4 separate regions of the Homo sapiens genome follow, and all the other regions are linked to region 2. A link is a loop called in an ENCODE intact Hi-C map of the cell type or tissue named here. Cell type or tissue: dorsolateral prefrontal cortex. All regions are shown on one strand. Links, peaks and the distances in the headings refer to the core of each region. The heading gives the core; the rest is flanking DNA.

Region 1 (6,008 bases), core at 292-5,291, 230 kb after region 2:
ATCTTGGAAAAATTGGCATGTGTTGTCTGTTTCTGAACTCATGGGTGAAATGTCTAAAAATAACAGTCTCACAGAGGGCCTTCAAGAATATGACCCATGGGAAAAAAATAAAATCCCGAATAGCCTACAACTAAGGCTTCTGTGAGGTATGAGCATTCTGAAATATATACACAGACGAAGAGGTCATGGGCCATTCAAGAATAGACTTGGACTTTTGGCCACAAAGGACTTGTAAGATATAGTAGCTAAAACAAATTCTCTATTTCTGTACACACACACTCCTATCACCAAGCACTTACTCTAATGATTTCCTCATGCACAGCCCACACACATTCTCTCCCTGCTCTCTTCCCTGTGGTCAGTTGGCTTTGTGCTTTAAGAGAAAACAGGGCCAGGTCGTGGGCACTTACCAGGAGGACACAGGCACTGGAAACGATTGACTTTATCCACACACTGCCCATTGTTCACACAAGGGTTGCTCTGACATTCATTTATTTCTAATTCACAATGCACACCTTTGAAACCTAAACAAAACAGACCACACAAGTGGCTTAAAGAGAGAGAAAGGTGTATTCCAGACAAGGAAGCACAAATTTGCAATGATAACTACATCCTTTGCGAGTACACACATTTCTGCAGAGAAAAAAGGAACTCTGCCATGATGAGAAATAGTCACTCCAAGTGTCAAGCAGGACAGGGCATACTGTGAAATACCCATGTCACTGTGAAAAGCGGGAAGGGATTACATTAAAAGACATTGGCAAGACCTAGCATATAAACAAGGACTGCTCCACATTTTCTGTGATAAATCCATACTTTCTGGACTGTGGAAGGCCCAAAATGTCCCCACTCTATGTTCCTAAAGACAAGCTGAGCTGGAGCTGTTGTTGCCTTCAGGGTGCAGTTCAAGGTCAGCAGTGCCTTTCAAGGCTGGAGTGGCCGGCAGCCTTAATCAGGCAGAGCAGCCAATGTTAGCCATCATTTCAAGCTGGATTTGGCTGTATCCTCTCAAAATTAAAGACATGGTCTATGCAGAAGAGCTCCAGAATACAACTAAACATGTACTGCACTTTAGATAAATGGAAACTTCCTATATAATTGTGGATAAAATTTATTTATATAAATGGAATGGTATGGTATTTGTAATTACATGAAGGTATCAGGAAAACTTGCTATTTAAAGGATTCTTACAGTAAATCATTTTTGAAATTTTCTATTACATGTGGATTTTGATATAACAGGCTTGTTTAATTTGGTCTACATAGCTTGATGAATTCTAGCACTGCCTTACTCTTTGAGTAAGGAAGGTTTGCTTGTGAACCCTGACTTCCTCTAGTCCCCAGTCAGCAAAGGAAATCAAATGCTGACAGAGCTCATCAGACTGCAATAGTATACTGAATGCTCTACCAAGAGAAGTTCAGAACAGTCCCTCCTCTCTAGACCCAACATGCTGATGGGCCCATTTACCTGGCATGCACAGACATGTGAAGCCTCCAATCTTATCCAGACAGGTAGCATCATTCTGGCAGGGGTCTGAATGGCACTCATTGATGTCCATCTCACAACGAGGTCCTGCATAACCCTTCAGACACTCACAGTGGAAGGCGCCATCCGTGTTCACACATTTTCCTGCATGCTCACAAGGATTGCTATTGGCTGAAAGACACAAGTACCAATTACTGGGATCAAAGCAGTTGAGTTTCCACAAATGTGAACAATAGAAGAGCATCTGATGGTTATAGCATCAGGGCCAGGCCTTCAATAATATCATTCCCAATTTTCTATTTTTTTTTCCTTAATTTAAAAAGAAATAAAAGCGGAGTATCCTCAACTGTTATGCATTTCTGCTATTGCAGTTTCTGCCCAAACTGTCATTGAGGTAGGGCTTTATATTAAGAATCAAGTACATACGTTTCATACAGTTAATCCCCAGAATGGAATATATGGTTATGGCTATGCTGAAAGGTCACTTGTAAACACTGGCCATGTAGCAAGAGTAATCTGAGGTTTGGGTGTATGTAATTTGCTTCTACAGTAAAATGTGCTTCAGTTTAAACATTTGCTGAGCTCAACAGACACTTCACAGAACAGAAAAAGTTCTGCTTACTCACCCATGGCACATTCATCCACATCTTCTGTGCAGTCAGCCCCTTTGTAGCCTTGTGGGCAGGTGCAAATATATTGCCCATTTAGGGGGTTGGTGTCACACAGTGCCCCCTTGTGGCAAGGATTGCTGATGCATGCATCATCCAGATGACACAGGAGACCTGTCACAGGGTGGGGCAAAGGACAACTAAGAGAAAATGTCTCTCACTTGGGGAAGAGCTTTCTCTTTCACCCAGGAGGGAAAACCTCATGATCAGTTCCTCAGAATCCAACATGGAGATTTATACGCAACTTCTGCTTTGCCTGACCCTACCTTGGGGACATGCTTGGCCACCAGCAAAGCACCTAGATGCAACCCTAGACTCTGACCCTGAGCTCTCAGCTAGACCTCTCCTCCAGGACAGAGACATCTACAGGCCAGAAGATAAGAAGACGGAGACAGGAAAGTGGAGCTATCTTCCAGATAGTGTGCCAGATTTAGCAAATAAAATAGAGGATGTCCAGTTGAATTTTAGATAAACAAGAAGTAATTTTTAGTATGTCTCAAATATTCCATACATCCTATATTTTATCCGGAATCCTACTTCCCCAATATTATGCTACCTGATGATCATGGGGCCACCTGAACACCATCAGCCTCTACTAGAGTAATCTTTTAATAGCATCAACATTCCTGATTCAGGTGGCCCCAGGTCTCTGAAGATATTACTAGGCTTCCTGTTTTATATAGTTCACATGGGAACTGGATTTTCCAGTCTGCAATTAACTTAAGAAGAGGTAACTAAAGCTTCTTCCACAAAGCTGGAGCTAGAGCTTTTGGAAAGGCCTCCATGAAAGAACATTTCAAAACTGCTGGGCAGAAAGTTCTCCCAGCTAAATTATCTTCTCCCATCACCTTCCTCCTTACATTGCTCTCCTTCTCCTAGAACTAGTAGTTGTTAAATTGAGAGGCTAGAGCAATGTTAACTTTGTAGCATGTAAAAATCTTCCCTGAGGGGAATATTTTCATAGACATTGAGGGTTAGAAGGCACTTAAATGTTTCTCTCCTGCCAACTTCTTCTGAGTAAATAGATGGTTTCTTCTTAAAATGAAGCCTGTGGATCCATTTATTAGCCATTTTATCTTAATAGCTGAGGTGCTTTTCAGTCTAAGATCTTAAGGACTTCAGCAGATGTTCCAAAGACAATAGTTACTAACTTTCCTTTTTTGGAATGAAAAACTAAAGTATGTAGAGTTGAGAAGAGAGCCTAAAGTCCTAAAGAGGAAGATTATCTTCATAGCACTTTGGCTAGCAGGTTACATTTCTGGAACAGTCCTGAGTGATATGTTCCCATAGATGGTAACTCAAAGAATATGCTGTTTGGGATGAAAGAGAAGGCAGAGTCCTGAATGCCCCCTGCCCCTTCCCTGTTTCTAGATCCGTCCTTCTGCTACCTACCTGCCTTCCCCTCTGGGCACATGCAAGAGAAGGAGGCCACACGGTCGATGCAGGTGGAGCCTGGAGTACAGGAGGCGAAGGCACAATCATCAATGTTCTCACTGCAGTCATCTCCACTCCAGCCGTTGACACATACACAGCCATAGCCTCCATTGCGGTTGGCACAGGTGCCCCCATTTTGACAGGCATTGGGCTGCAGCAGGCATTCATCCACATCCTCTGTGCAGAACTGTCCTTTTAGGGGGAAATTACTTTTGATTAGGGCTCTTGAGTCTCAAAGGACTAGTACCATACCAGCCCCCCACACTCTTCATCTTCATGTGACCTGTCTGAAATTAAGGCAAGCAGAGCTCCAGAAGGCTGGGTCTTCACATGAATTTTAAGGCCAATTTGAGCCATCTAAATGATATTTTTTCCAGGCAAATCGTTTCAAGATGAATAGTTACTACCGTTAGAAACTCTAACAACATTAGGGTTTAGCCAACTTATCAAAGAGAAGGTAAAACCTGTAGGACCCTCGAGTTAACTAATCCCTGGGTCAATGAACATATAAGTAAGAAGAGCAAGGAGAGAAGAGTATAAAAATGAGTAAGAAAAAATAATGAGAAGGAACCTATATGCCAAACATTAGGGTAACTGTTCTATATCTTGACTGTATCAACGTCAATACACTGGTTGTAATATTATGCAACAGTTCCATAAGATGATGTTACCACTGGGAGACCCTTGATAAAGGGTACAGGAAATCTTTCTATATTAATTCTTATAACTGCACAAAACTACAAGTATCTGAAAATAAAAAGTCTAATTTTTGAAAATGTTAGGGCAAGCAACATAGGGTACAGAGAAGACATGAAAGATGTTGAAAATCTCTGGTGAAGTATGGATGTGAAGGGCAAGGCCAAGAATAATGAGACTGGAGCAAGCTGTGCTCAGCCTGAGGCACCCATACTTAAAGGATGGGGATTTGTGGAAGAAGACAAAGAAAGTCCACCCAATGTACTAGGAGATGGAAAAAGGACTGGTATGCACTGCCTGAAAAAGATCACACTAAAGGAAGCTAAACATGAGCCCACATCTGGCTAGGTTGCAGGTCACCACTATAGCAACAATGGAGACTAAGGCAAAGGCTCCTACATCCCTTAACAAAGAACAAGATAATGTCTTCAACTTACAACCAGGAATCTGTGATTAACAAAAACAGTATAGGGCCAGATCATATGAGCTATAAAATAAAGTGGTGATTGGTTTTGTTTGAGGTCTTTTAAAAACAGTTTAGAGAGCTATCAAAGGAACTAAAATTTAGATCATCCGAATTCTCTAAAACATGACAAGTTGTTGAAAATAAAAATATGTCAAGGTGTCCTTCATTCTTCCTTTGTAAATAAAACTCAACAAATAATTTTAAAAGGCACTCTGATAAAGAGGCCTCCTAATAAAAAAAGAACACAATATTTGTGCTTGGAAAATGCCAAGGCTATCTCTAGACCCAGAATACCTAGCAATTTGACTGGCTCATGTATCTGTAGAAGGCCTGTTAGCCATCATTACTCGCGGATGCTAGTTGTGTCTGACTTAACCTAACTGACTGCCTGTTCTTTATTCCTATCTAACATGTACCTCCATTACTATAGAACCAATATCACTCTATCACACTTATTTGGTTGCACATCTGTCTCCCACTACTTGGCTGCAGTTTAGAGGGGTTCTTTTGTATTCCCAGCAAGAGCCAACTGCCTAGGATGGCAGGATGGGTATGTGGATGTCTCCGGAACTCCGTGCTCGGCATAACCCTTCCATGCTCTTCTCCTAACTCCAGCCATATAATTCTTGAAGGAGCAACCATGTCTTTACATGATCAAACCCTCCTGGCCATGGCTGACTGACCCAAGATGGGCATCTGATCCAAGCTACATCACTGTATCTCTCCCAAATTATTGGAGTAGGACCACTTTGCCACATAGACCAAAAAGATGAGGAGGCTGGTCTGCAGAGAAAGTGATATGGGTGAATCAGAAGTGCACAGAGAGCCAGGCACAGTGGCTCACACCTGTAAACCCAACATTTTGGGAGGCCAAACAGGAAGATCACTGGAGCCCACAAGTTAGAGACCAGCCTGCAGGCACTACTTGGGAGGCTGAAGTAGGAGAATCACTTGTGCCATGATCATGCCACTGCACCCCAGTCTGGACAATAGAGCAAGACCCTGTCTCAAAAAAAGAAAAATAGAAAAGATGTGCACAAAGAGAAAAAAACATGGTGGCATTCAAGTTGTTGGTTCCAATTGCTACTGAAGCCCAACTACTAGTAAGCCTACTCAGTGGCATAGCCATTCTGAGAGATGCCTCTTGCAACAGGTCTTTCTAATTTGAAACGAGGCTGTGTCAACTGCATCCCAAAGTATTAATACAGAAAGAGTGAGTGAGGGATGAGGGAGTGAATGGGGGAGGTAATGAGGGTAAT
Region 2 (6,008 bases), core at 609-5,608:
CTGCCCTGAGTATAGCTCCCTTACTACTGGTGGGAGGGTGGTAAAGGGAGGGGTTAAAAAAAGTCGTTGGAAAGATGTACTGAATATTCATAAATCATGTTTATGTAGCATTTTTAAGACCTAGATATTTTGGGTGCAAGAGAAACCTCTACGAGAGAGAGAGTTTCATGCGAGAGGTCGTAGGATGGCTGGAGGGAGGCCCTAATTAAGCAACAGGATGCTGGATTCTGGTTTTTGGCCCTGTCTCTTCCCTGCTGTGTGACTCTCCCTTCTGAGGCTTGGATTCTTCACTTGTAAAGTGAGAGTTAGGGGCAGATGAGCCAGGAGCGGTGAGGACACTTTGTGCTCTGTAACTTACTAAGGTGGTACCTTGGGCCGTCTGACAGCCCTCGAGAGAGAGTTTGCTCAGCCGTGGAGTGGGAATGAGAACAGTGCCCTCTGACCACCCCTCGGGCTGCTGAGTGGGCTGTGGCCACCTTTGCAGTGGATCCAGTACTGTGCGGATGTGGTTGAGTGACCAAGGAGGGCTCCAGTTTCCTTAACCCTGTAGACGTGTATCTTTCCCCATGGACTCTTGGGTGTCTCACAGTTGGGCAGAGATTGCAGGGAGAGGGCAGCTAAACCCTAGGCATTGACAATACCAGGGAAGGGCAGAGCCAGGGGGTCCCACTGGCCTGGGTGTCCAAGCGCCGAAGGAAACAAGGCAGGGAGCTGGGCAGCAGTTGCTTCGGTTACTTCTTTCTGCTTTGATTTCCTGAGGCTGGCAAGGCTCTGAGTGCCAGGAAGGGGTAAGAGTAGGGAATTTTCCTGTGTCCCCTGGGAGAATAATAGGTAGGCCAGGATGGCCAAGCCAGGTGCAGGGTTGGGGAGCGGAGTGGAGTTGAGCTGAGTTTTGGAGAGGAGTTTCTCAGGGTGGTTAAAACATCCTGGGTTTCCTGGCTTGGGCCCAGATTATGCCTCTTCTGAGCCCACTGAAGGGCGAGTGGACCTGCCTGGAGCAAGCTGCCTTTGGGGTCCCCAGGGCAGCGAGGAGCCCATAGTCCAGAGCTAGGTGCCAGTGGCTTCCTGCCCCCTCCTGTAGTGCTCAACAAACAGTGACCTCATGGTAGCTTCTCTCTGTCCCCAGGAACATCCCTGAAGAATGCTGGGAACTGCCTAAGCCCCGCAGTCATTGTCGGCCTCCTGAAAGAGGCTTCCAAGCAGGCGGATGTGAACTTGGTGAACGCTAAGCTGCTGGTGAAAGAGGCTGGCCTCAATGTGCGCCCCTCTCCCCCACGCTGCCTCCCCATCCCTGTCAGCACTAGTCTTCTCCCCCACATTTCCAGAGCCCGTTCTCTGAGCGGAGGCCTAGGTCCCAGCCTTGCATCGGCCTGTCTACCTGTGAGGGGTAGCTGCAGTTTCTTCAACTGCAAAATGAAGATACTGCCTGGCCCCGAGTGTTGCTAATGGCACTGCTTTGTGTATGAGTGCTGTGGGAATGGAGGCAGTAGAAGTGTCCCCATTTCACAGCCAAAGAAAATGACGAGCTAGTGTGTTTGACTCTGCCCGACATGGCTGCCAGGCCATGTTTGACTCTGCCTAACTCCCCTCAGGGCTCCTCATGCCGTAGCACCCGGGTTCTTGATTCACTTGCAAGCTCTAGGAGCCCTGCTGCCTTGCACGGCTTCCCGTTGGCGCCTTCCCCTCTGGTTCCCTGTTTAGATCAAAGTCTGTTTCAAAGCCTGTTGCTCAGCCAGTGGGAGCTGGCAGAAGGGATAGGCAGTAGAGCTGCCATGTCCTCACCCCTCTGCTCCCCTCCACTCCTGCATGCCAGTCATGCCACTGATGCCGTGCAGGAGGCTGTGTCAGAGCAGGAGGGGCCAGAGTGGAGTCTCCTCACAGCCCTGCCTCCCTGCTTTTCTTTCCTCCCTGTTTTCCTCCAAGCCTTCGCCTGTGCCTGGCAGATCTCTTTGCCCTCCCTTTAAGGAGATCATTGGCTGTTCCAGGAAGCTGATGCCGAAGGGCACACAGCTTGGCCCATTTGCCCTCTCCCTTCTGGTCCTGAATTACTGAGCACATTATCCAGGCTGGAGCCCTACATCCTACCAATGGGTGATTTGGCCAAGAGAGGAGGGTGGACGTGGTGCAGCCAGGAGGTGTAACAGTCACCTTGCCTTCTCCACACAGGTCACCACCTCCCACAGCCCTGCTGCACCAGGGGAGCAAGGCTTCGGGGAATGCCTCCTGGCCGTGGCCCTGGCAGGCGCCCCTTACCAGGCTGTGGGCTTGGTCCAAGGCACTACGCCTGTACTGCAGGGGCTCAATGGAGCTGTCTTCAGGCCAGAAGTGCCTCTCCGCAGGGACCTGCCCCTGCTCCTATTCCGGACTCAGACCTCTGACCCTGCAATGCTGCCTACCATGATTGGTGAGGAGGGCCCTGTAGGGCTGGCTGGTGTCCTTGAGGCTGGGGTGGGGTCTGCCCTGGAATTGAACTCTACCCACCTTCCTTTAGCCCCTCTTCATGTCCCAGGGTGTCTCTGGATCTGCACCATACAGAGGGTCTGATGCCAGTTTTCAGAACCTTCAGGGAGTGGATACTCAGTTCAAAGAGGGAAAGTGCCTTATCCAGGGTCACAGAGCAGCATGGCAGGGGTGGGGCCATAGCCTCTATTCCTGCCCAGCTGTGGATCCTCAGCTTGCCATGTTAGGTACACTGGACCAGCTTGTGGAGCCATAGCCCAGGAGCTCAGGGACATTGAGTGCAGGTTTCTTACTCCTACCTGCTGGCCCTGTGGCTGTCCCTGGTGGCCAGCCCAGCTGCAGCAAAACCTACAAAGCCTCCAGCCATGGTAGGCGTCTTGGACCTGCCCCAGTCAGCTGGGGCTTGGGCTGCTAGGGGTTTTGGCACACGTCCATGTTTGGCGGAGGGTGTGCCTTCAAACCCTGAAGGGCCTAATTTCACCATTCTTTCTGGCTGCCCAAGGGAACTTCCCTGCTTTTCTCCCTTGCTGTTGGCTGGATAAAACTGGCAATCAGAAAGTCAAGAGCTACAGCTGATGGTCATGGTGTTCCCAGAGAGTCAGGAATATCCATGGAAGCTGAGCAGATGCCCTGTTGCTCTCCCATCTCAGCTCTTTGATTCTGAGACCATCATCCGCTCATTGCACCTTTGATCACAAAAGCTTTGAACTTCTGATTCTGCTCCCAATCCCTCGCTCCTTTTTCCCCTATCCCCTGTGCCAACCAGGAGTTTCTTCTATTTCCAGGCCTCCTGGCAGAGGCAGGCGTGCGGCTGCTGTCCTACCAGACTTCACTGGTGTCAGATGGGGAGACCTGGCACGTCATGGGCATCTCCTCCTTGCTGCCCAGCCTGGAAGCGTGGAAGCAGCATGTGACTGAAGCCTTCCAGTTCCACTTCTAACCTTGGAGCTCACTGGTCCCTGCCTCTGGGGCTTTTCTGAAGAAACCCACCCACTGTGATCAATAGGGAGAGAAAATCCACATTCTTGGGCTGAACGCGGGCCTCTGACACTGCTTACACTGCACTCTGACCCTGTAGTACAGCAATAACCGTCTAATAAAGAGCCTACCCCCAACTCCTTCTGCACTTTTGTGTGGTCATTATCCTAAAGCGCCACCAGAGGGCGTCCAAAGGCAGACGTAGGGTTTGGTTTAGACTGCGGGAGCGGAGCGGGTGTGGGGGAAGATGGGGATGAGCAAATGGCTTGGTTGAGTTCTTTGAAGGTGATCCCTCTCTTGTCTGCCGAAGGTTACTCAGAGGCACTTTTACAGGAGCAAAGCTCAATGTATTTCACAGTGCTACGGTATTTCAGACCCCTTCCATCTGGGAATATACATGCACGTTAATAAGTAAGATTCAACACACAAGCCCAGCATTATGTACCAGGCACTGGGCTAGGTGCTTTACTTTAAGAGGAGAATTCAAACCTGACCCTTTTTCCATAGAAGTCTGGTGGGAGGGACAGAGCATGCAGAGGTGACTGGAAGCAGTGAGTGATGCTACAACAGAGGTGTATAGGAAATTCTCTAGAGTCCAAAGGAGGAAGTAATTTGAGCTGAGGATATTGGTGTCTCAGGAGATGTTTAGAAGGATTTCATAAGGGAAAGAAAGTGTAAAATTATGGGGGTATGAGACTATTTGGCAAGTTCACAAAGCAAGGTCAGTGTGGGTTGGTGAACATGTCACTTTTTTTTGAAAGATGATTTTCATGCAAAATACAGCTGAACGGCACTCTACCCAAAAGATTCACTTCAGGGAATTTTTTTCCCCATTAATAAGGGATGATCCATTCTTACTGTGTGCCCAGTAGTGTCTGTTTCTGAGATTCCTGGCCTGGCTAAGAAGGCTTGACACAGGGCAGCTGCTTGGCACTGGCAGGGGCGAGTCCAGCACTCTGGCCTCCTTAGTTTTGTGATGGAGCTAAGCATCAATAAGAACTCCAGCAGTAAGGGCTGTGTTAGTGTCTGCAGTGAACTCAGAGGGGTTGGCCTTGCTGTAGCTCACCTTGAAGGGAATGGGCCTGGTTGTGAATGTCATGGTCAACTCTGGACAGCTGTCTGACTGGGAACTCAGTGTTTAATTATCCTAGACCTTTGTTTCCTCATCTGTGGGAGGGCTAATGGTGCCTCTCACAGAACTGCAATGAGAATTTACTGGATTAAACAGTGACTTACGGGAAGTGCCAGGAGCACTTGGTGAATGTTGGTTTCTTCATCCTATGTTAGTCTGAGAGCAGACAGGCAGGTCTCAATTCTTTACATAGAACCAACCCCATGAACCAAATAGTTCTCAACATGACCTCATTGCAATTATGTTCAGCCAGATCTAGACACTGGGTGTCCTGACATCAGACAACCCATTCTCTCCAACTGGAAATATACCTGTGCCTCACATGGCATCCACTGAGGTCACTTGAGTGCACTGATGGATAGAAAAACAGGCTGAAATTTATGAAGTTAAAAATTCAGTTAAAAATTGAGCTCAATGTTTAGCCTCTCAGCCTCCTTCCTCATAAGCCCCTAAACAAATCATGTTCTGTGCACTAAGGTCTTCGGAACAGTACTAGAAACGCAGATTACTTGAGCATCTCAAAATATCTTCCTAGACTGGGTCATGAAAGAGGGCATGGGACGATCTTATCGTATCACGTCTCCCATGGCTGTCCACATGACCTCTCCCAAACTTAAAGGGCAGGATTCGTTGTAAAATTCAGCTGGTTTCTTTAGGAAACTCTGTAATATTTTTCATAATAGCTGCATCAATTTACATTCCCATCAACAGTCTAGAAAGTTTCTCCTTTTCTCCACATCTTTACCAACACTTGCTATCTCTTGTCTTTTTGGTAATAGCCATCTTAACAGGTGTGAGGTGGTATCTCACCGTGGTTTTGATTTGCATTTCCCTGATGACTAAGTAAATAGGCCAGACACAAAAAGAAAATTATTGCACTTACTCATTTATATGTGGAATCCCCCCCCAAAAAAGAGGTCAAATATATTGACATAGGAACTAGAAAAGTAGTTGAGGGGGGTGTCTAGGGAGATACAGGTCAAAGAATGTAAAGTAGAAAATACATAGGGTGAGTAAGTCAAAAGATCTGATGTACAACCTGAGGACTATAGTTAATAACAGTGTATTGTACTGAGGATTTTTCCTAAATTAGTAGATTGCAGCTGCTCTTGCCATGGTGGCGGGGGATGGGTAACTTTGTAAAATAATGAATATGTTAATTTGTTCCGTTACAGTAACCATTTTACTACATATATATATCTTACAACGTCATGTTCTATCCCTCAAATATATACAATGAAATTTTTGAAAAATCCAGCTAGGGCTACAGGGAGGGTGCCATGGACTCCCTCATGTTCTTTGTGGCATGTGGCATCTCTTCACTGCCCCTTTAGAGTAGAAGTTCATTCTTGTGCACACACAGCAGAAGGCTGGCTGTGAGCTCAGGGTGGAGGCAGGGCAAAAGCTGGGCCACGCACAGAATCTGCCTCAATGTGCT
Region 3 (6,008 bases), core at 542-5,541, 130 kb after region 2:
CTGGCATGTCTTAGATGTCTCAGAGGCCTTTGGACAGGAAATGCCCAAGTGTGTAGGTGAGGGGATGGTTGCCTTTTACAGAGTCCAGCAACATAACTTCTGAGAGCACATCCTGTACCAAGAGCTTTGTTTTTTTTTTTTTGTTTGTTTGTTTTTGAGACAGAGTCTCGCTCTGTCACCCAGGCTGGAGTGCAGTGGCGTGATCTCAGCTCACTGCAAGCTCCACCTCCCAGGTTCATGCCATTCTCCTGCCTTAGCCTCCCTGGTAGCTGGAACTACAGGCGCCTGCCACCACGCCCGGCTAATTTTTGGTAGTTTTAGTAGAGACGGGGTTTCACCATGTTAGCAAGGATGGTCTCTATCTCCTGACCTCGTGATCTGCCCACCTTGGCCTCCCAAAGTGCTGGGATTACAGGCGTAGAACTTTGATACCCATCCCAAAGATACCATATCTATACATTTAAATTTGGAATGTGTATTCCTAATAGTATTTCAGGATGGAATTTAACTTCACATCATGTAGCCTTATGGAAGCCAACTTTGTATGCAGCTCAATTCCAAGCTTGGTCAGGCTTCTGCTTGGCCCCATCCCAGGTTAAACAGTACCTGTAAACTGGTTTCACCACTGGGAAAAGGATATGTGTCCAGGATATAATAAAAAGCCTTAGAGACAGATTATTGCACACCATAGGGGTGTTCTTAGGTGTGTAATGATTCCAGATAGGATTGCTATCATGCTATTTCTAAGAATAATACTCTGAACTAACTCTCTGAGATCTGGCACTGACTAATGGCCAACGCTGGAAGGAATCATTGTTCCTTTTCTTAGACAAGGAAAATTGAACTCCTGCTGATTTGGCTAAAATCTCCACAAAATGATTTGGAGAAAAGACACAAAGAACTGTTTCTTTCAGCTGCTATGATCTCCCTTTACTGAAGGATAGCCTGGGAAAAGAAAAAAGGTAGCCCAGTCAATTTTCATTGTAAACAGATAGTGACAGGCTGCCTGGTAAATACACCAATGGTCCTTACTATTGGAAACCTTCTTATATGTGGAATGCTTTTAGTAAGATGTGTCTGATCTACATAGGTAATCATGGTAGTGAGACCTGGAATCTGTAGATTTGCATGCCATTGTTACTTGGAAATTGTCACATAGTCTATGCAACTATCAGCTTTATCAAATGGAAATGACCAAAAATGGCTCCATATTTAAGTAAGTTACAATCTCGCACATCACTTACAGAGCTCTTATATTACATCTGGGCTACATTATTTCCTAATATGGAAGGGAGGCTCTTTGGGGAATGATGGTGGTGCTCTCATACTTGTGATTTGTGTGTGTCTCACAATTAGCTTTCTTCTTGAGTATGATAATATCAATTAATAAAATTTGAAACTAGGTATGGTTTATGATTCTCATAAGGTTTATTTGCAACCCGATCTTTTGTGTTTTCTCCATTTCATGTGGATATTCTCTTATGCAATTCCCTGACCTTTCTTAAAATAGAGGTCATGTCCTTTGCAGGAACATGGATGGAGCTGGAGGTCATTATCTACACCAACTCAGGAACAGTAAACCAATACTGCAGGTTGTCACTTATAAGTGGGAGCAAAATAATGTGAGCACACAGACACAAAGAGGGGAACAACAGACACTGGAGCTTACCTGAGGGCGGAGGTTGGGAGGAGGGAGAGGAGCAGAAAAAATAACTATTGGGTACTAGGTTTAGTACCTGGGTAATGAAATAATCTATGGAATATGAGTTTATATAACAAACATGCACATATACTCCTTAACCTAAAATAAAAGTTTAAAAACATAGTGACTGTTGGCCAAAGTCAAACCAGAATAATCAGTGTGTAGGGTCATGGTTAGCTTATGGATCAAATACTCCGTGGCCTTTAGGTCCCTATTAAACTAAATATGTTACCGAAGTTCCTTCCCAAACCATATATTCTTTTGTATGTGCCCATTTCCAACTCCAGAAGCATGATGCCAGTTTTCACTGCTACTTTATGGTCTCTGTTTTGAACTCCAGTAATCTTAACTTACAAATTGAAGCTTTCTGTTTTATTACATGGACTGAGAGGTCAAGATAAGTACAGCTTATTGAAGGGCGTAAAGAGACTCTTGTTTCTCTGAAGAACAATGGAGTTGAGCAGCACTCTTTGTTCTTAATGAATTATCTTTTATATTTATCTGGAAAGTGGGTGATTTTTATACTTATTATTAAAAGTTTTATACAGAGTTATTTATACTGCCTCTATTTATCCCATTGAGAAGTGAGTTCATATTGTACCAGTAACTCAAAGATAATTCATCACTCTGAAAACTTACTTTTACCCACTGAGCAATTACAGGCTAGGACTCCAATGGATCTTAATAAGCTTGGTACATAATTGCTCAATATATGGTATGTGATAAGCTTAATTTTATTAGCACTCCTCATAAATCAGCATAATGTGATTTTCAGAGGGAAGCCAAATGGCTTGGAGCTCTGGCATACTGAACCTTGTTGTTTGTGGTCAACAGCTCTATGGTGATGTGGGGTCTTACGAGGCTTCCTGACAGATGAGAGGTATCTCAAGGGACTCTACTTCAACAGGGAGGTAATCACAGCTTCCTCATTCCCAGCATAATTTAAAACACCTTTGTTTTCAATCATTTTATTCACTATTCTTTTTCTTCTCACACACTCTTGGGATCCTGCACCTTCCCCTCATGGCTGTATCTCTCTTTTTCTCCCACCCACGACAGTCTCCAGGCCCATGGGACTGAGGAAGTAGTTGTCTGGTGGTGGCGCTGAGTTTTTCACTTAGGAGCTGCCCTAGTGCTGCCATGTCCCACTGAGACCTTTTTCGTGACTTGACCTCCTTAAACCATTATTTCACTTCAGCTCATCCATGTAGGTTGGAAGAAAATTGGGCCATTTATAAAATGCATAATGGAATTCTTCCTCATCTCTCCTAACACGGGCAGCAACTGTGACCTCCAAGAAAACTCTTGCCCTGAGCTCCGAAATCCTCCAGCATGAAAAGGAGAAAAGATAAACTGAGGCTGAACTCCAAGAGCTGAAGGAACTCTACTCTGGGCCTTCCAGGTAAGACCCCTTCCCTGGAGGAGGGAAGTTCCTTGCTAGGGATCACCAAGGACAAAGGACTTGCGCTACACCTGCTGATTCCTTCTATTTTCCTCTGATTTTAAAACAAAGTAAAACACGCGCGGGTGCCTACTATACTTAAAGAATAAGTTGGTCTTCCAGGTTAGCACTGCTTCTAGGGCCAGGAGGACCCCTAGGGCTCTGCTTGCAGTCCCCACGGGGGCCACAAGAGTGCGCCATGGTGCTTTCCCTTGGAACTCTGTAATGAAGCAAGATGCCTGCCGGTTTCAGTTCCTGGGAGATTGTGGCAAATATTAGCCCTGCGTATCCAGAGGTTCCTGACTTTTGGTCACACCATTCCAGGGAGCGGCCTAAGGCCTGCACTGCCCAGGCCTCGGGAGTTGGCTGTGGAGGCTCAGAGCCTCGGGTGAAGCAATCTTATTTGATTTCCTCGAAAACAGATCCTAACCGGAGAAAGACGCATTCATGCTTCTTCTGTTGGTGGAAAATATTCCCTCGTATTTCTCTCAGACTGAGCAAACCTTCCAGTAGTCCGGGGCCTCCTGCTGTGTGCTTTGGGGCAATTCAATTGGGAGAGTGGAGGAGAAGCAGTAACAAGATAGGAGGAGAATGGCAAGACTGGGGAGGTGGAGACAGATGAGAAAAGGGCCAAAGAGACACATGCGGAAGAGTGGTGGGGCACGGGGGGCGGTGGGCGAGCTGACTGTCAAGGTGGTTCTCTTGTCATCCGCAGAAGGGCAGACCCTTTCTCTGGAATGCCCCCGACCCTACTCTGTGCCCACACATCCTACCGTGGTCAAGCATCCCCTAGCTGCCTTTCTTTCTACAAAACAGCTTCTTATCCCTTTTCCTTTCCGCTGATTATGGGGACTCTTTCATTTTCTTTCTTTCTTTTTTTTTTTTTTCAGAGTCAGGGTCTCACTCTGTCTCCCAGGCTGGAATGCAATGATGTGATCATAGCTCACTGCAGCCTCGAACTTCGGGGCTCAAGCAATCTTTCCACCTTAGCCTCCTAAGTAGCTAGGATTATAGGTGTGTGCCGCTATGCAGAGCCCAATTTTTTCTTAACCTCAAAAAGGCTTAGATTAGTGAAACACAGGGCCTGGAATTCCATTCCTTGTGTGTAACCCAGAGGCATTGGTGCTCCCATGCCCCCGGACACCATTACATGAATGACCACAGCCACACTGTGCCTAACAGCCACAAACTGGAAACAGCCCAGATGCCCATCATCAAGCATGTGCATAAACAGATTATGGTATATTTCACTAGCAACGAAAGTGGGTGAATCAGTGATGACTGTTAAATCCACAACATTTAGTTAAAAAAAAACCCAGGCATAAGAGAATACACGTGTATGATCACAGGTTAAAACCTAGACCCATCAGGAGGGCGGGCATGAGAAGCAGAAAATTATAAAGAACCAAACATCGTGAAAATCAGGTAATGGTCATTGCTAAGGATATGAGGGGTGCTGTGGTGAGGAAGGGGCATGTGGGAAGCTAGTATTTAGTCCTAGCTAGTGCTTGCATGTTAACATATGCAAGAATTTATACCTATGTTTTATTCAACTTCTGTATATTGCATTACACAATTAAAGAAAAAATATTATTTCTTGTCAGTACATATCCTAATAACTAATATTAGCAGAGCTTTTACCAGGAACCATACTGTGCTAAGTGTGCATTTGGGTTATTTCAGTCGGCACAGCATACTGAGCTGTGGGTACTATTATGTCCATATGACACACAGGGAAAGGATAGGAGGTAACCCTGGTCCCAGCCAGGCCAGCGATGTCACCAGGACTCTAGGAGGCCCTCTGTGCAGAGATGGTGCTGGCAACCACAAGCCATACCTAATGTCCCAGAGCAACAGCAGTGCTTCAGAGGAGCCTGGAGCCCTTTGTATTCTAAAGCCTGGGACTGTGGTGCCAAGTGCTTTCCGGGGGGAAAGGATTGTCCTGACTCCTGGGACCTCTCAAAGCAGAGAGTGTGGAAACTGGCACAGCACAGCACAGCCCAGTTACCTGCAGGTATTTTGTGAGCCCAGAGGATAGAGTTCCTTAAGGACAGGGTTGTCAGAGTGTTCCAGGTGTCTTAGAGGCATTTAGACAGGATGTCTAAAGGCAGAAGCAAGGGTTGGTAATCTCCAACAGAGTCCAGAAAATTTGGAGAGAATGGACAACAGAGATGAGACAGAGCCTGCAAGACATAGCATGAGATTCCCACATGCACTTCTTATGTTCTCCCGAAAGATCATTCCTGATGGAAACATGTGGAAGCATGCTTGCATGCATGCCTATGCACACACACACACACACACACACACACACACACAGAGCAACAACAAAATAAAAAATAGAAGCTGGCAGCAATGGTGCAGTGACCGCACTGCAGCCTTTTACTTGAACTTGATGGCACAGGGAAATGTCCTGACAGAAAGGGCAGGTGGTTTATAAGCCCCAGTGAGATGATGTTCTAGAGATATGCCTGGATACCTGGATGTTCCTTTAGGAAATGAAAATAGTCCTGAGGGTTGGATAAAGATGAAGCACTTTATTAAACTGTATTTGGCCTCAGGCCATCTTATCACAGAATTTCTGCTCTGGTAGATATCTACACGAGAAAGAAAGAGGTTTTAAAGACCCCAAAACTAATTAGAGCAGTGTAGATAAATGTTTTGTCTACATAGATTGTTATTTGATTTTTAAAAAAAGGTTCATTTCCTTCAGAATTAAAGTTGACCCTAAGCTCAGCTCACAAATTCTTCTCTGTGGCTGCTTTTGGTTTTGGGTTCACGCCTGGGGCAGATGTGATTTATTTTCTTGTGCTTGTTATTAATCCAGAAATGTAATTTCAGTGTGGGCTTGGAATAGTGCTCTGG
Region 4 (6,008 bases), core at 328-5,327, 59 kb after region 2:
TAAAATGTGCCATTATTTTGTGTCCCACGAAGAAAGAAAATAAAATCACTGTCAATGAATCTATGATACACAGTGACACAGTGTGTTTGTAGCACACTCCTGATTTTAGAGGTGTCAGTATGTGAACACAATGTGCATCAGAGAACAGGCATTATGGCAGTGCTCTTTGCGGGACACCTCCAACACACTGGGCACCTCACATTCGGTCCTAACAGCAGCCTAAGTAGGTGGGGCCCACCTTTAGTTTATGGATGGGGAGAGAGAGGATCAGGAATGGGCAACTGGACACAGGAAGAGAGCCCAGCTCTCCCTAATTCCTAAGCCTATATTGTGTTTATTTTAATTATTATTACCCTATATTACATAAGAATAACACACTGTAAATTGTAAACAGTGGTCTGTAACTTATTTTGACTTGCTAGTGAATGGGCATGGATCAATTGCCTAAACATGTGAGGTGATCCTCCAGAGGAGAGGAGACTGCTCCCCGTGCTGGTGTAGAATTCCTGCTGATTGGAGGTGAATATGCCCACCCCTTTGTCTTTCCTCAACAGTAACCATGCCTCCAAATCTGGTTGGATTTTGGGGGTTTCCTGGGCACTAGAGGCAGATATGTAACTATCTGCTTTGTTGCAACTTTTAAAACTTTCAGCTCTAATCCCAAATCTGTTTTACTTCTGTATGTCTGCATATCGATCCCCAATTTTTCCTTCTTCCTTTGCAAAAGTGCTGTCTTCTTTCATATCCAAGGCCATGCAATCTGAATTTTTCTTGTGGGCAAATAAATGGTAATCACTCACTGTTTTAAGGATTGTATGAAACACATGACATGATAAATTCTTATTCTGTAACCAGAAACCTATTGTTCAATTAAACACGGCAAATGTTTATATATATGGGTGTATGTATATAAACTTTATTTTATTCTCTTCTGGGGTTGTGTTACATGACAAGAAATTGAATTAATTCAATAAAATTTTAGTTCGGGTTGCTTAGGTTTTTACTGCTCCCATTCTTGCTTTTACTAATTTATCCAAGATTAGATGTGATTACTATTTAATAATAATTTAGTCCTCACACTTACAAACCACTTACAATACCAGCATGCTTCTATCACTGTAATTCTATTCAATTCTCAGGCCCATGAGGCATGCCAGCCAGACGACCAGACAGCATTTATTGAGTGCCCACTCTATACCAGCCACAGAAGATCCTGTGTCAGAAGGGGAAACAGGTTTGGAGGCTTGAAGTATGTACGTGATAGCCTCCCTCCCAGTCCACACAACTGGTACTGCTGGGGCTGTAACTAGAACTCAGGCCTCTGCCTCTCAAGCTCAAGGTCGGATGTCCATGTGCTTCTCACGTTGCCTCCATCAGCTTCCAGGGGTCTCAAGAGCCAGCCATGCAAGAAGAGCCAAGGGCGGTAGCAACACTGGCGAGGAATCAGGGAGCCGCACAGCTCTTGTTGGGTTTGAGGGGTCCTCTTTGGCTTCGCTGTCCTAGCACCCTCTCTGCACCTTGGTCCTGTTAACTTTGTTAAGGTTCAGTGTCAATCCTGTGGGCTGTTCTTTCTTGAGACCCTGAATTGGCATCTACCATGTGGCATAGGCTTTATGCGAGTCGTTTTAATGAATCCTCCTGACAAGTCCATGAGGTAAAAAGTATTATCCCACTTTCCAGTAGGGAAACAGGTAAAGGGAGGTACCTAGGGAGTGGCAGAGTAGTGATGTAAACTCAGGTCTCTATTACTCCTCGGTTCCCAGACATCTTCCTCTTTGTTCCCTCTGTTTTCATAGAGAAAGTCTATTCCTCTCCACGAGCTCATTTTCTTTCCTGGGACAGAGTCTGGGAAACCCTTTCTTCACTCTGTTTCTCTCCCCTTTTTATACAATTATTCAGGACTCAGCTCAGACTTTGCTGGGGTTGCTGTGTCAGTTACTCTCAGTGTAAACTTGGGAAAGTCATTTATACTCATGCTGTATGGAAATGTTCTGTTTAAATGTCGCAATCCTGCATTAATCCTGGGCTTTCTAAGGCGGGAGAATACCTTCATAGCCTCAGTAGCTGGCATGTGGTAGGTGCTTCGTTCTTGTTTTTTTGTTTGTTTGTTTTGTTTTCTGTTTTTCATTGTCTAGTTTTATACAGGGATTGTAAGACCGCATAGGCCCAGATCATGCCAAATGTACCTATATGGCTCCCCCAATTAATCACAATTCAGCAGCATCCACTCCCCATATGTGGCTGAGATAACTTACTTTGACTGTCTATTTGGTTATCTCTCAGACAAAGCTTCAACGAAATAAAATGGACAGGTTTGTGGACTGTGTAGAGCAGCGGAAAAGTTTCCACATTTTCTTGGACTGCTTCACCTTCTGTCAGCGGCTCCAAGGTGTCTGCTCCAGGCATGTCTACACACCACTCTCTTTCTGGTAAATCTTGTACAGAAACTCCATTATCCTTTCTGTGAATTCCTCATCTTCTCTTCCTCCTTTGATTGATGTATTTCTGTCTCCTTTACTGACAGTGAGCTTGCTGAGGGTAGGGGCTCTTTCCTATGTATCCGTATGTGCTTGTAGCCCATCTAGGGTCTGGCATACAGCACCTGCTTCAGCAATGCTTACAGAATTGAATGAGTTGAACACACAACCCTCTTCTCTCCATTTCACCAGCCAAAGGGGCTTCTCTTCATAGTGCCCAGGAAGGACACTTGATCCTGAATCAAATGAGATCTGGGGCTCTGGCTGGTCCTTTGCTCTAGAAAGGCCAGGCCAAGCAGGCAGCAAGTTTCTTACCTCGGCATCAGACCAGTTCCTCAGCTTCCTGAAGTAACCATAGCAATTGGACTTGTGGTAAAACCATCCAGGAGCACAGCTGGGTCTCATGATGATATCTGCACATAAACAAAAGGCAATTGCACATTATGATAGCAAAAACAATCAATTCCCAGACTTGATACAGTTTGCAATCAGGAACCCCTTGAATGAAGAGAGTCCCTTCATGAAGGGTCCTGCTACACTGCCAAAAATGTATACAGCTTACCCTTCTTCTGGCTTTTCCCAAAGGGACCTATGGCCTTTTACCAGTGTGACTGTGTTTCTGCGATTACTGGACACTGCCTCTGAACAGACATTAATTCCAAGAAAACGTCACTGCGGTCCACCAGTCAGAGTAGGGGTTATGGAAGTCAGGTGATCAATGGAGTTTTAGCTTGATCTGCCTCACAGTGGGTCCAGTGAGTCCAGTGGGTCCCCTGAACCCATGCTGTGGTTATCTCCCCAGTTCTGGAATGCATAATTGGAATATACATACATACATAATTGGACTAGATAGACACTCATAATTGGAATAGATTCTCAGCAGCTGGCAGAATCTTGTATTAGCAGTGAAGGTCAAATAACTATAATTTAAGGCATCACAAGAGTGGATGAGGGACACAAATTGGTAGTTTGGAGCATTCCAAGGAGGGAGGAGTCACTTTGGCTTGGGAGACAAGGGAAGGGTTACATGGCAACTTGACTGGAACTTGAGCATAGGTGGGCTATGTGTCAGTACTGGGGGAGGGAACATTTTAGGCAAAGGAGGCAGGAATGTGTGGGGAAGGATAGAAACAGCAAGCACTTAAGTCTGCCTTAAGTACAGGGTGTCTGTCAGGCAACCATGGCAGAAATAGGAAAGAGCCAGGGCCTAGAAGCAAAGGAATCCATGATTCAGGGAGGCACATGCTTTTCCTGCTAGTCCATTGGTGAATGTGCCATGTCACTGAATCTGAAGGTTTATAAAGAGGGGGAGATGGCTGGATGTACAGAGGCATCAGGTGATCAAGGGGATGTCAAGCTAGCAAGTGTAGGCTTTGTGACTATGTGGCTACCTTCTGACACCATGGTGGGTGAAAAGTGTTTCCTTCCATAAGGGAGGTCCACAGACTGCAGCTGTCATAACAGCATTTTCTCTCTCCTCATTCAAATGATACTACTGTCGCTTGTTTGCCCCACTCTTCTGTTTTATTTCAGCCCCTGCCTATGCATCTCCCAGGGCTCCCCATTGCTTTCAGATGAGCTCTCTGCTCGTCTAGCATGTAAGAGATTTTATAACCTGGTTGTATGCCCCTATCCAGCCACATCCTTCTATGCCATAGTCCCAGCTCCGTCTTGGAACACGAATGCTCAGTGTAGCTTTAGATCCTTTGTATGTGCTATTCCTTGTACCTATGAATAATGAATAATGACCAACCTAACTACGGCAAGGCAGGAAATGTTTCAGTGAGTATGTCAAATATACTACAAACAAACAGCAAAGATATTCATGTATTTAAATGCTTCATCTTCTACTACATTCATAAACATGAACATAATTTTATGATAAATAAAACACAGCCTTTATGCCATTGCCGTTACTACTAGTACCACTGTCACTAGCTTTTGTAAATAAGGTGCTTGACTTTCTATCATCTCTCTGTTCTCTACCTGTCTTTGCACTCTGTCTACATCTCGGTCTCTTTTGTCTCTGTGTTTCTGTGTGTCCCTCCTTGTCTGTGACTGTTTTCTGCTCTCATTCTTTTTTCTCCCCCTCCTCCTTCCTCACTTTTCTATCTCTCTCCCCTCCCCTTTCTGCCCCTCACCCTGCAAGGTGCTTTCTTGATGCCAGGCACCATGTTAGGTGTTTTATCCATATGGCATTTTTATCATAATTGCTTGAGGAGGTGAGGAAACAGGCTCAGGATGGTCATCTGCCCACGGTCACACAGTAAGATGGAAAAGCTGCTTTGCAGATCCAGTTCTCTATGATTTAAAAATCTATGTTACTGCCACCAACCCTCCCAACCTTTATAAAAACGAGAAATTCAAAACTTAGCAACAGAAATAATTAATTGGGCTGCCTTGATTATTTTCTCAGGAGGAAAAGAAATCCTTGCACTTTACGTAAAAATTGATCTTCTTAAGAGAAGGCTGGCCATTGATTACCAGAGGGCAGATAATGACATGGGCTTAAATTTCAGAAAGGGACAGCTGCGAAAACATGCCTTCCAATGTAATACCAGTGAGACTGTTCTGAAAGAGGTGGCAAAGAGGAACCCAAATTTCTGACCTTTGGCCCGAGGACAAAGACCCCTGGCATCACACCTGGTGCTCCTGGTTTGGTCTTGTGCACTCTGAAGCAACTGTCCTTGGCCTTCCGTGAGCAAACATGTTAGGACAGACCCTCTACCACCACGGTCTTTGTTTCCCCTGGATCCAAGCCATGAAAGCAGAGGGCCGAGGGACACACGCAGAGGACTTGGAAGACCACGCCGGAGCCCAGACAATCATGACTCTCTCTCTTCTCTTTCTCCCCTTTCTCTGTCTCTCTTTGTGTTTCTCTGAGTGCTGCTCTCTGTCTTACCATCTCTCTGTTTGTGCATCTCTGTCTTTGACTTTCTATGTATCTCTCCGTTCTCTCCCTGTCTTTGTACTCTCTCTTTTCTCTCTGTGCCTATGTGTGTTCCTCCTTGCCTATGACTGTCTGTTCCCTGACTCTCATTCTTTTTCTCCCCCTCCTCCTTCCTCACTTCATCTCTCTCCCCTCCCCTCTGCCCCACACTCTGCAAGTTGCGGCTGTGGCCGTGAGCTCCTTGGTGGAGACATTTTAGCTCCTAGATATGCAACCAACGGCCGCTCTGCTGCGCTATGGCTCTGCCTTGCACTACCCCACTCCCATCGCCCAGGCTGGAGGGCAGCGGCGCCATCTCGGCTCACTGCAGCCTCGACTTCCCGGGCTCAGGTGATCCTCCCACCTCAGCCTCCTGAGTAGCTGGGACTACAGGCGAGCACCACTGTACCAGGCTAGTTTTTTGTACTTTTTTTTTAGTAGAGACAGACAGAGTTTCGCCACATTGCCCAGGCTGATCTGGAACTTCTGGGCTCAAGTGATCTACCCGCCTTGGTGTCTCAAAGTTCTGGGATTACAGGCCTGAGCCACCGCACCCGGCTTTACTCCACACATTTATTGAGCATTTACTATGTACCCGATGC

The links. A loop is a pair of places that touch in the nucleus more often than their neighbours do. Peaks named below come from ENCODE experiments on the same cell type or tissue, not always from the same donor. Only the 100,000 strongest peaks of a DNase experiment are listed, where the experiment ranks them.
Region 1: a loop joins it to region 2, with 2.5 times the contacts of the local background. A loop is called at or near these places in 5 of 110 quality-filtered maps.
Region 3: it touches region 2 in a loop (2.5-fold over the local background); 17 of 110 quality-filtered maps call a loop at or near these places.
Region 4: a loop joins it to region 2, with 2.6 times the contacts of the local background. A loop is called at or near these places in 39 of 110 quality-filtered maps.

What each region holds. Positions count from the first base shown.
Region 1 is chr1:119,965,966-119,971,973 of GRCh38, forward strand. NOTCH2 (notch receptor 2) reads right to left here. Exons shown (of 34, transcript NM_024408.4): 6 at 3,546-3,779; 7 at 2,112-2,267; 8 at 1,468-1,656; 9 at 411-524. Among named protein-coding and RNA genes, the nearest start is that of ADAM30, 72 kb to the left of the region's middle. In dorsolateral prefrontal cortex, for the core only: a CTCF peak has its summit at 2,225 (motif pointing left); a DNase peak (open chromatin) is centred at 2,226; H3K27ac peaks cover 560 bases.
Region 2 is chr1:119,740,641-119,746,648 of GRCh38, forward strand. PHGDH (phosphoglycerate dehydrogenase) reads left to right here. Exons shown (of 12, transcript NM_006623.4): 10 at 1,127-1,257; 11 at 2,167-2,404; 12 at 3,246-3,575. The coding sequence ends at 3,400. Among named protein-coding and RNA genes, the nearest start is that of HMGCS2, 25 kb to the right of the region's middle. In dorsolateral prefrontal cortex, for the core only: CTCF peaks have their summits at 3,610 (motif pointing right) and 3,817; DNase peaks (open chromatin) are centred at 1,831 and 3,641; H3K27ac peaks cover 3,045 bases.
Region 3 is chr1:119,867,762-119,873,769 of GRCh38, forward strand. No RefSeq gene overlaps it. Among named protein-coding and RNA genes, the nearest start is that of ADAM30, 26 kb to the right of the region's middle. In dorsolateral prefrontal cortex, for the core only: CTCF peaks have their summits at 3,328 (motif pointing right) and 3,529; a DNase peak (open chromatin) is centred at 3,360; H3K4me3 peaks cover 577 bases.
Region 4 is chr1:119,800,276-119,806,283 of GRCh38, forward strand. It overlaps REG4 (regenerating family member 4), which reads right to left. Exons shown (of 6, transcript NM_032044.4): 3 at 2,793-2,890. Among named protein-coding and RNA genes, the nearest start is that of REG4, 8.2 kb to the right of the region's middle. In dorsolateral prefrontal cortex, for the core only: no CTCF peak of the experiment used is centred there; no DNase peak of the experiment used is centred there.